2 separate regions of the Homo sapiens genome follow, and region 1 is linked to region 2. Evidence: read pairs that join two places in POLR2A ChIA-PET (ENCODE). Cell type or tissue: endothelial cell of umbilical vein. All regions are shown on one strand. Each heading gives the region's core, and the rest is flanking DNA. Links, peaks and the distances in the headings are about the cores only. Region 1 has its middle 64 kb from the start of LINC00456. Region 2 has its middle 33 kb from the start of RAP2A.

Evidence for each region. ChIA-PET counts read pairs that join two places held together with the same protein. Peaks named below come from ENCODE experiments on the same cell type or tissue, not always from the same donor. Only the 100,000 strongest peaks of a DNase experiment are listed, where the experiment ranks them.
Region 1: POLR2A ChIA-PET joins it to region 2 with 8 read pairs; 3 of 35 experiments call an interaction of 5 or more read pairs at or near these places.

What each region holds. Positions count from the first base shown.
Region 1 is chr13:97,113,099-97,118,481 of GRCh38, forward strand. No RefSeq gene overlaps it. Among named protein-coding and RNA genes, the nearest start is that of LINC00456, 64 kb to the right of the region's middle. In endothelial cell of umbilical vein, for the core only: a CTCF peak has its summit at 2,168; DNase peaks (open chromatin) are centred at 2,583 and 3,793; H3K27ac peaks cover 1,263 bases.
Region 2 is chr13:97,398,346-97,403,728 of GRCh38, forward strand. No RefSeq gene overlaps it. Among named protein-coding and RNA genes, the nearest start is that of RAP2A, 33 kb to the right of the region's middle. In endothelial cell of umbilical vein, for the core only: no CTCF peak of the experiment used is centred there; no DNase peak of the experiment used is centred there.

The DNA.
Region 1 (5,383 bases), core at 60-5,059, 290 kb before region 2:
TTTTATTTTTTCCCTTCCTCAGATTTCCTGGTTACTTTTTTTTTCAAAGCATGAAGCTGTAAAAAGAGTGTGGGATTTGGAACTGGGCTGCCTGCATATTAGTCCCAGACTTGCCCCCGACTCGCTGACAAACCCTGAGCACGCCACTCACCCTGTGAGCCTCAGTTTCCCCACCAGTGAACAGAGACCCAGCCAAGCTCCCGTGAGTTCTGTGAGGATGTACAAAAAAGAGCTTTGAAAAGGTGACATGCAGATGACTCTCTTTCTTTTCTTTTCTTTTCTCTTTCTTTCTTTCTCTCTCTCTCCCTCCCCACCTCCCTCCCTTCCTCCCTCTCTCTCTCTTTCTCGCTCTTTCTTTCTCTTTCTCTCTCTTTCTTTCTTTCTCTTTCTTTCTCCTTTCTTTCTTTTCCTCTACTGTGTCATCTCCATTTGCTTTCTCTAATGTTCTTCTCTTTTCTCTCCTGAAAACTGGCATTTTAAAAACTGTTGCTGTTGCAATGAGTACTTGCCTTTTAAAAATCTTCAAGTTGCTAAGCAGCGTCAGCCCCCCCTTCCCCTTTTGTGCAGCCTGGTTGCCATAGTATCATCTGAGCATGGTAACAAGAGGCAAAGAGCAATCATTTTTCACTAAATAGGGCTGGGCAGACAGATAAACATGCTGCAGTGTTTCCTTACAACCTGTCTCGAGGAAGGGGGGATGCTGCTCTGTAGTACACAACTCTGTTGCTTTCATCAGCCGCTACCTTGGTTTCCTGTTGGCTGAGAGCGGCTCTCCTCACCTGTAGCTCCTGGCATGTCATCCCACCCCTGGCACAGCACTTCCTAAAAAAGGCTTTTGAAGGGATGCTGCTGCTACTCCCTTATTTGTAGCTATTTAGGGCTAAATGCAGACTCAGATCCTTCTCAGATAGTTGCTAAACATAGAACATTGAGTGTGAATCAGTACTGTGACTAAAGTTTCTTGTGTCGTAGCAGGTTTGGAGAAGATAATTAATAAACGTCATCGGAGTGACATCAAAGGGTGTTCTTCAAAAAATGGAAGAGGTTAAGAGAGAGATGAAAATAAAGAACCTACTTGAAATCAAACATGTATTTGAGAAATTTAAATCCAGATTCCTGTTCTTCAGCTCACAAGGTCAGATACATGATTAGCAAGGTTATGAACTGAAGCACGGGGCAGAGTGGGAAGTTTTTCCCCTTGGTCCATGTAGGCAGGGAATGTCCACAGGTATGGGTTGACTCATTAAAATACTGAGACATTTCCCTCTGCATTGGTGCTGCTCTAGCGCACAGTGTCCTCTTAGTGCCCGGCCACCCTCACTCCAACCCCAGGACCCTAGGGGGTCCCCACAACCCACTGTCAAAGGGTTAAGGCTGGCACAGCATGGGGTTCTCCAGGAGCCTGCAATACCCCCACCCCAGCCCCTAGATCTGAGGCCAGCAACTGTTCTGGTGGGTCAGGGTCCCTGCCTTACTCCCTTGTTAAGTCTTAGGAATATCGGCTCCTAAAGCTACCCACATGTACGCCTAACCTTTTTCTAAATAAGTCCATTTTTCTTGTGGAAGCAAAATTTACTCTTCCAGATTAAGCCATCAGCGGAGTGTGCCGCCCTCTGCAGACACTCAGCCTTCTTTGGGAAGACATTCCCTTTGAACTTGGGTTGCAGGATTGAGATGAACAAGCACTGTCACCCCTACTCTCATGCTCGACTGCCCCAGGACAATGACACACAATTGCCAGGCAGCTGCTTAAAATGAGGAGCTCACTCCATGGCTTCAGGGGGCTGTGTGTGTCGATCCTCTGAGCTGATTTCCCTACATCTTAAACATGCATGGCTCAGAGGGACCTACAAAGAGGCCTTTTCAGGCAAGGGCAGGGCTATCCCCAGACTCCTTTAAACAACTTCTCCCTTAAAGCGGAACCAAGTTTCCCCTTCCATGAGTTTTCCAGGACCTTTCCTATTCTTGTGTTTAACAGTTTCTGCCCTTCTTCCTTCCTGCTGGAAGCCACGTTAGGGCTAATAAAATGTCTTGTCAGAGGAATCCTGGAACCCAGGAAGGGAGAGAAGAGATTCCGCAATCTGCACTGGCCAGGCAGGAGCCTCCGACATCAGAGACAGACGGCATCCATCCAGCGTCTCTCAGAAGGAACTGCAGCTGCCTCCCTCAGTTACCCCACCCAGGGTCTGCTGAGCCTTGCTCAAGGAAAGTGCTCTGTGATGTCTAAGGAATGCCTCGTGGAAGTCTGATTTGCTTTTGTCTAGACTTGGGAGGAAGCAGAGGTTAGCTGTCAGAGTGCCCTGTATATATGCCCTTCTGAATCCCAGCTTTCTCGACTCACCCACCTTATTCGTCTATTTGGACTCCCTGATCAAATGAGAAAAGTTTCCCTGTCCATGTGAGTGGTACCTACCACACCCTCCTTAGCATATTGACTGGTAGGTCCCTTGTCTATAGCCTTGTCTGACTGCATAACAAAGCTGTGTTTCCCAAAAAGAACTCCTTCCCCTTTTCCAGATTCTACAAACTTCCACGCTATCCCTAACTTGACTGTGCCTAGAAGGCCATTGGTCAGAGCTTCACAGGGCTTTGGCTGTTTTGCTGGCCAAGTTATTTTTGGATTCAGTCCCAGTGGTATGCTGATAAATGTTTTATAACTGACTGTCAGGGGTATTGAGGGGGGGGCAGCAAAAGAAGAAAAGCCCTGATTTGTGGCAACTGGCGATTTCTCTTTCCTTTCTTTCTTTCTGTCTGTGTTTCTTTCTTTCTTTCTTTCTTTCTTTCTTTCTTTCTTTCTTTCTTTCTTTCTTTCTTTCTTTCTTTCTTTGTCTTTCTGTCTTTATCTCTCTCTCTCTTTTTCTTTTTCTTTTTTTTGATGGAGTTTCTCTCTTGTTGCCCAGGCTGGAGTACAATGGCACAATCTCGGCTCACGACGACCTCCGCCTCCTGGGTTCAAGTGATTCTCCTGCCTCAGCCTCCTGAATAGCTGGGATTACAGGCATGCACCACCACGCCTGGCTGATTTTGTATTTTTTGTAGAGATGGGGTTTCTCCATGTTGGTCAGGCTGGTCTCAAACTTCCAACCTCAGGTGATCTGCCCTTCTTGGCCTCCCAAAGTGCCGGGATTACAAGTGTGAGCCACCGTGCCCGGCCACATCTGACAATTTCTATGGTGTAAAAACTCCCACCATGGTCAACAATAAACTACCAAACTGGAGTCAGTGAATGCCGGACTGTGGGGAGATGTGCCCAGTTGGTTCTTGTGAGCTGGTGCAAGCTGGCTCTAGCACACCACTGAAGTAAACCCTTCTTCACGGGAACGTGGCTGTCCATCTTTTTTCGTGTTTTCTTCCTGTACCTTGTTTCCAACTAACATCTGTCAGGTGTGCCAATTCTTTCAGCCAGTGGTTTCCAATCTGTTTTTGGACAAAAGTCTTAATGTTCATATAAATAAGTGAAGTACATAAATGCAACAGCAGCCTGGTTGGGAAATTGGGGAAGGTTCTGGGCCCTACACTTTCCTAGAACCAGGGAGAACACTAGGAATCACCACTTTAGGGTATTTTCCTCCACTCATTGATGACTTGAAACAATCCCGAATTCTGTGGCGTATATGACATAGCTCTTGACCCATGATTGTTGTGTTGAACTCTTTGGCATAGTTGAAATGAACAATCTTGTGGATTTACTTGGAACCATTTGTAACACCCATTGTTTTCGGCCAGGAGGGGTTCTCAGGAGCTTCATTAATCAACATAACAATGATGACCTTATATGCACTGCAGGACAGGCAGTTACAGTGGGAGCCCTTGCTCTACCAGGACACCTAATTTAAGTGTTTGTCTACAGCTCTGAATGTTCTCTGGCTTCAGCTGTCTACCAAAAACTGAGAGCTATGAGTCACACCACTTAGCTGGCTGCAGGTTTCCAGTCCTGCTTTTTTTCTCAGTCAATACCTTTCTCTCTCTCTTGTTTTCTCTCTCTGTGTTTGGTATTATTTCATGTTAATTCAGATAGCCCTAAAAGATTTTTTAGTATATTTCCCCTCCAACAGAGTGCTTCCATTTTTATTAATCTATATTAATGTATATGTAATATACATTACATATAATGTAAATCATAGTTTAATGGGAATGCACCATTTAATGCATTTCTTTCATTTTGATGGGAGAAATAGCCTTGGAATTTCCTGAGGCTTCAACAATCAAGTTATTAATAGAGAAATAAAGTAAAAATTATAAAGCAGGAAGGGGGCCTATAAAGAAAGACAGAAGACAGAGTTGCAGGAAGGTTTTCCCAGTCTATGAACCCTTGATATCTCTCTGACCCATCGCTGCTTTATGTAGGATCCAAAGATTCTTCTTGTCCCAGTTATTCAAGGCCATGTTCTTAACTCTGAGAGCAGTTGTTAACTGGGACATATCAATGTTTGGGACTGTCTTCAGGCTAAGTGTGAGTTAAGTGGCCTTTCCAGTCTCCCACGCTGTAGGGAGGTACTCACATGCAAAAGCTTAATAGGCTTTAACTTTATGCTAACAGTGTGAAGTGCTAATAGTTGGATTTCAGACATCAAACTGGTTTAGGGCATAGAATGAGGAAACAACTTCTCTAGATGGATGGCCCTTATCAGCGCCTCCAGAATCACACCTGTAGGTCATTGTTACTTCCATTTGCATGTGTGGCCAGCTGTGTTGGTCCGTCAGGAATGCAGAAGACCAATCTGCCCCACATCTCCATTGTTGCTGGACTTCTCCATTTATACATCCTAACGGGCTTCACACAGAACCTATCCAAAACAGAACCACACAAGTTCAAGTTGTATTCCATGCTCCACATCTCAATGAGCAGTTGTTACTCAAGGTTACCCAGACCACAGGTTAGTGAGTCCCATTTGGACTCCTCTCTACCTGCTCTCCATTCAGTTGTCAAGTTCTATCAACTTCTTTTTCAATTTCCTTTCACATTTCTCTTTCTTTCTAGCTCCAATACTATTGCTCTAATTCAGGCTACTTTAATTTTTTCCTAGTCTGGAAGAATGTTTTATTCATAGGACATTTTCAATAACTATCAGTTAAATGGCTGGACGACTATAGAAGCTTCCTTTTAACTGGCAATCCTGCCTCCCAGACAATTGTGCTATATGCCTTTCATTTATACCCCATGCTTTAATGAAAGTTCTAGAACATAAAGTGGATCATGTCGCTCTTGGAGGTAGTAGCACTGCACACACCATACACCCCATCTTGCTTGTCTTACCCAACATGGTCTCACCTGCTCTTCAATCTGTCCTTCCAAGCACTTACGTAGCATCTGCTGCCTCCACAGGATCTACTGGACTTTGTTCCTCAGTGTTCATCCCACGCCCCAGCCTTACCAAATTCC
Region 2 (5,383 bases), core at 294-5,293:
CCGAGCCACTGCACGCCAGCCTAGGCAACAAGAACAATAACAACAACAAAAACAATAGAAATTTATTCTCTTACAACTCTGGAGGCTGGAAGTTGGAAATCAATGTGTCAACAGGGCTGTGTTCCTCCTGAGATTCCAGTAGAATCCTTTCTTGACTCTTCTAGCTTCTGCTGGTGGCTCTCAGTCCTTGGCATTTTTTGGTTTGCAGCTGCATGGCTCCACTCTGTCTCTGTCATTACATGGCCTTCCCCTTGTATGTCTCTACCTTCATGTCTCTACCTTCACATCATCTTATGAACACACTTGTCATATTAGATTAGAGCCCACCCTAATGTCTTCTTCTTAGCTCTATTATATCTGCAAAGTCCCTATTTCCAAAAAAAAAACCACATTCACAGGTATGGAGTTAGGACTTAAAACGTATGTTTTTGGGAGGACACAATTTAACCCATAGCTATAATAAGGGGGGTTGAATAAAGATTGCTTTCTATAGATTGCAAAGAATTAATAAAATATTTCGATCATGGTTTCTGTTGCTTTTCAGTTAGGAGACATGACCCACAGGGAATGTGATGGCCAAAGCCACAATGCCTCAGGGAGAGCCTTATGTTTGTTTGTTTGTTTCTGTTTTGTCTGCAGAATGAAGCAATTGGAATACAAGATCTTTTAACTTCCATTCTGGATACAACAATCTGTGATTTATCAACATCTAGCACATTTCTGACTGAACTCAACATTTATTGTACTTGGTAATTTTGATTTGCAAATATATTTCATTGTTTATAAGTTTGCATTGACCAGACTAATTTTACTTAGCCTGTGTTGTAGGGGTAGGCCCTTGCTTTCTTTCAATACACATAAGAAACTTCAGTAACCCTTCCTAAGACGTCATAGTCAAGTTTGGCCCAAAAGGCCAAGTGGGCTGTCTGCAGCTAGAACAAATATATCTAGCATTTTTTGTACCCTTATATTGTGATAACCTCTTAACATGAAGTGTCTCATTTAATCTTTACAATAAATTGAATGATTGATTCTATTATGAGCATCCCTATTTATAGATGAGAAAACTGAGGACTAGAAACTTTAGATAACTTAACAAGTCACAAAGTTTGTAGTGAAGTGAAGATTCAAACACAGCCAGTCTGCCTCTAGATCCCTAGTGTTTTGCTACCTTATTACTCCAAATGTGGTCCTTGAGCCAGCCACAGGACTACCTGAAGACTTGCTAGAAATGCAGAATCCCAGGCTGCACCCCAGACCTACTCCCAAGGGACCCATATGCACATTAAAGTCTGAGAAGTGGTGCTGTGGTACTCAGGACCAATCCCCCTTCAGATACTCTATTGACTCTGCAAAGCAGTGAATGAAGACCAATGACAACACTGGACCATTTTGATGTTCCTTGTTAGTAACAATTCAAAAGAATTGTCATTGGATGCAAAGACATCCAAAGACATCATATGTCTCTAATTTTACTCTTGTTCCTTCTTGATCTGCTCTCCCTCCACATGGCAGCCAGCACTTTCATAAAATAGAAATCAGATCACGGCATCATTCCCATCAGAGATGGATCCAGGCTTTGTGAGGCTGGAAACTTATAAAACTGGGGAAGGGAGTTCTTAAAGAAAAAGAACCCCCAAATAAATATAAAGTTAAATACAAAACTAAATATATAGAAAAGCCATTTTTATAAATTATCCATTGGACACACTACTATGATACGTTTAATTTAAATTTCTCACGGCATCGCCTTTGATTACATCCTCATATAACACTTTTTTGTAATATCATTTCCTATACAGATAACAAAAAGGTAATTCAATCTTACTTGTAGTGTGGTTGGAAGAAATTTGCTTTTTAATGTAGATGTTTTTGTATTGATAATTTAACATGCAACTTCACACATATACATACGCACACGTATCCTCACTGCTTATCATACAAACACAAGAATTCTAAGTTCTATTTTACACAATTCTTATTTGAAAAGGAAAAAAATTGGCATTTATAATTGTGCTTTGTTATCCTAAAAGATAAGTATAAATAAAGAATAAATCCTCTGCTTAGAATTGTAGGCATCTGATGACTAGAATGTCCCATGGACTAGCATTCACCACATATACCTCAAATCGTTTCCTTTCCACTACCTGCTTACTCCCAGGGCTGAGTGCTGTAAGACACACTCACATTGCGATGAAAACCAATGGTCGTACACTGTACTTCATGTCATAGTACTGGGTAAGCAGCACCTATACTGAGATGGCTAACAACATTAGCCAAACACAGAAATGGCTATGAGCCATGTAACTGTATTTCACCAAGCCCAAGCTAGATGTATACCAGTCAACTTCTTTGGAGCCAAAGATCAAAAATGACTATGGCCAGTCCAATGCCACTCCACAAAAGGGAGTGTGATGGAACAGATGTCAGTATGGAAAAAGAGAGTGGTCCTAAACAATTGCCAATTTTATAAAACCATGACCTTGCATGACCTTGAACACATACAAAGCTACAAAAGCTACAGTTCCTCCCAGGTTTGGTTTTCTTTTCGTTTTCTTTCTGTTTTTTTTTTTTTTTTTTTTTTTTTGAGACGCGGTCTTGCTCTGTTGCCCAGGCTGGAGTGCAGTGGCATGATCTCAGCTTACTGCAACCTACTCCTCCAGGGTTCAAGCGATTCTCCTGCCTCAGCCTCCTGAGTATCCGGGATTACAAGAGCATGCCACCACACCTGGCTAATTTTTGTATTTGTAATACAGACTGGATTTTACCATGTTGGTCAGGGTGGTCTCAAACTCCTGACCTCATGATCTGCCCACCTCAGCCTCCCAAAGTGCTGAGATTACAGGTGTGAGCCACCTCCCAGGTTCTTAAAAGGACTCACACAAGTGGTAGGTCCTGAAGCTTAAGCTTCATTAGTTTCATGGCAAATCTGCCTCTATCCTCTATTTTAAACAAACAAGTAACAATGACAAGAAACTTTCACTCTTCTCTGACTTCCCACTGCTCTTAGGATAAAATTCAACCACTTTGCCCTGACCGACACCTTCTCCAACCTCATCCATTACCATGTTCCCCTGAGCAAACTACCATCTAACCCCTCTGAATGCTTCCATTTCTCAAAGGACACAGAGTTCTTTCTGCCTCCTGAATTCCCTTCCTTCTGCCTGAAATGCTTGTCTTCTCTCTTGGGTCGTAGCAAAATCATTTTCTTCTGAAGGCGATATGACCTCATCCCAGACCTCAGGTGGCATATTTCATCTCTGCACTATGTTTATTGCTGCCATAGCAGCTATCACATTGTGTAACCATCTTGCTCATCTCTGTATCAGTTGCATTATCTGCCTCTCATTGGAATTTAATCTCTGTGATGGTAGGTCCCTTGCTTTGTTCACCACCTTTATTAGTCAGTTTTCATGCTGCTGATAAAGATGTACCTGAGACTAGGTAATTTATAAAGAAGAAGAGGTTTAACGGACTCACAGTTCCACTTGGCTGGAGAGGCCTTACAATCGTGGTGGAAGGTGAAAGGCACATCTTACATGGTGGCAGGCAAGAAAGAATGAGAGCCAAGCGAAAGGGGAAACCCATTATAAAATCATCAGATCTCATGAGACTTATTCACTACCATGAGAACAGTATGGGGGAAACTGCCTCCATGATTCAATTATCTCCTACTGGTTCCCTCCCATAACATGTGGAAATTATGGGAGCTACAATTCAAGATGAGATTTGGGTGGGGACACAGTCAAGCTACATCACCACCATATCCCCTTTGCTCACAACGGTGTCAGAACACAGCAGACTTCAATTCGTATTTGTTGAGTGAATCATTAGTAAATCTGGGATGTCAGAAGAGATAGGCATAAATAAAAAATCTAAAACTATGAAATTAAAATAGTGATTCAATACATTTGCTACACCCACTCTACATTCTTGGCTAAGGAGCTAAGCAGAGATCCACTTATTTAACAAGTATTTTTGAGCCTCTAATGCGTGTATTACAAAATGCTAGAAAACATGAAAAACAAAGGGCTTATTTCCTTATTAGATTGTAAACAATCTGAAACCATCATAGTCTTGCTATAATTTACAGAAAGAAAAAAACAAACAAATGGAAACAAAATACATGATACATATTGAGATATCTCATGACGAGTTCCAAATTATTAAATAGTGAATGTCATGGGCGATTGGTGAGAGCTGGAGATGTGATGGAAGTCTCCCTAGAGAAGTCTCTTGAAATGGATCTGGAGAAGTGGTAAATACAGAAATTGGCCAAGCGAGAAGCCTGAGAAGCAATAGGAATAAAAATGCACAGGTGGGTGATTAGAATGGATGGGGGTTCTATGCTCAAAGGAGGGAGTGGCACACAAAAAACGGGGGGGGGGGGGACATTGGCTTTTGCAAGACAGCCAGAACCGAAAAAGTGAATAGCAGAGTGGAGCTGCAGTGTGCTGTCAGATCCTCCTGCAGACTGAAGTACTTACTCTGCAGGGTCCAGGAGTGCTGCAGCAGTCAGTTCTTCTGGAATTGCATTAACTAAAGAGAAATGCCTGATCCAAAGTCTCACTCCGTCTCCTCGCATGCCCCTTGTCCAGTTGGTTGAAGGAAGAGGATGAAGGCCCACAACCTTGCCCCAAATCAGAGTAACTCTGAAGAGTCATCCTCAGGTGTTCATGGGGCCAGCTGAGGCCTTTTTGAGACTGCAACAGAGCCCAGCTTCTCCTTCTGCCTCACTGTGCTTCCTGCCCTCCCTTCCACATGGGTTGGTCCCAGGTGTCTTCCCTAAAAATCTTCATGCCCACTGGTCCCCACCTCAGAGATGACTTCCCAGGGAATCCAAACTGCTATCAATAGGTAAATCCATCATTTGTCAATTCCATTATTGAAGCACTTGATTTTCTTTCAACTGATGCAAGAAATAGATTTTAAATTCATAATTCGATTCTTTTTTGACAAAGAAAATAATTTGCCTGTAAATGTATCTTGCCTAAGATAGTACTAAATTAATCACAAAGAAGAAAAAGGAGAATGATGAAAAGAAAGAACTCAAAGCTGAAATATTTTTTATTATGATTTCAAAAAGTAGCAAATTTTCACACATTTTAAGGAGAAATATAGCCTTTAAAAAAAAAAGGCACTAGTAAAAGTCATGTTTCACTTGGTCCAATTTTTTTTTAGTCTTTTACATTCCTGAGCCCTGTGGCAATACTTCTTTCAAAAGAAACCAGAAAAAATAACCAAATTAATTCTATGTAAGCCAGGTATCATCATATAAGATGAAAGTTTGTATTTGTTCAATACAATTCTGGAACTAAATTCAATTGTAGAACACAAGGGATATAAAACTCTAGAATCTGGTCTACCCAACCCATCAAAGCCA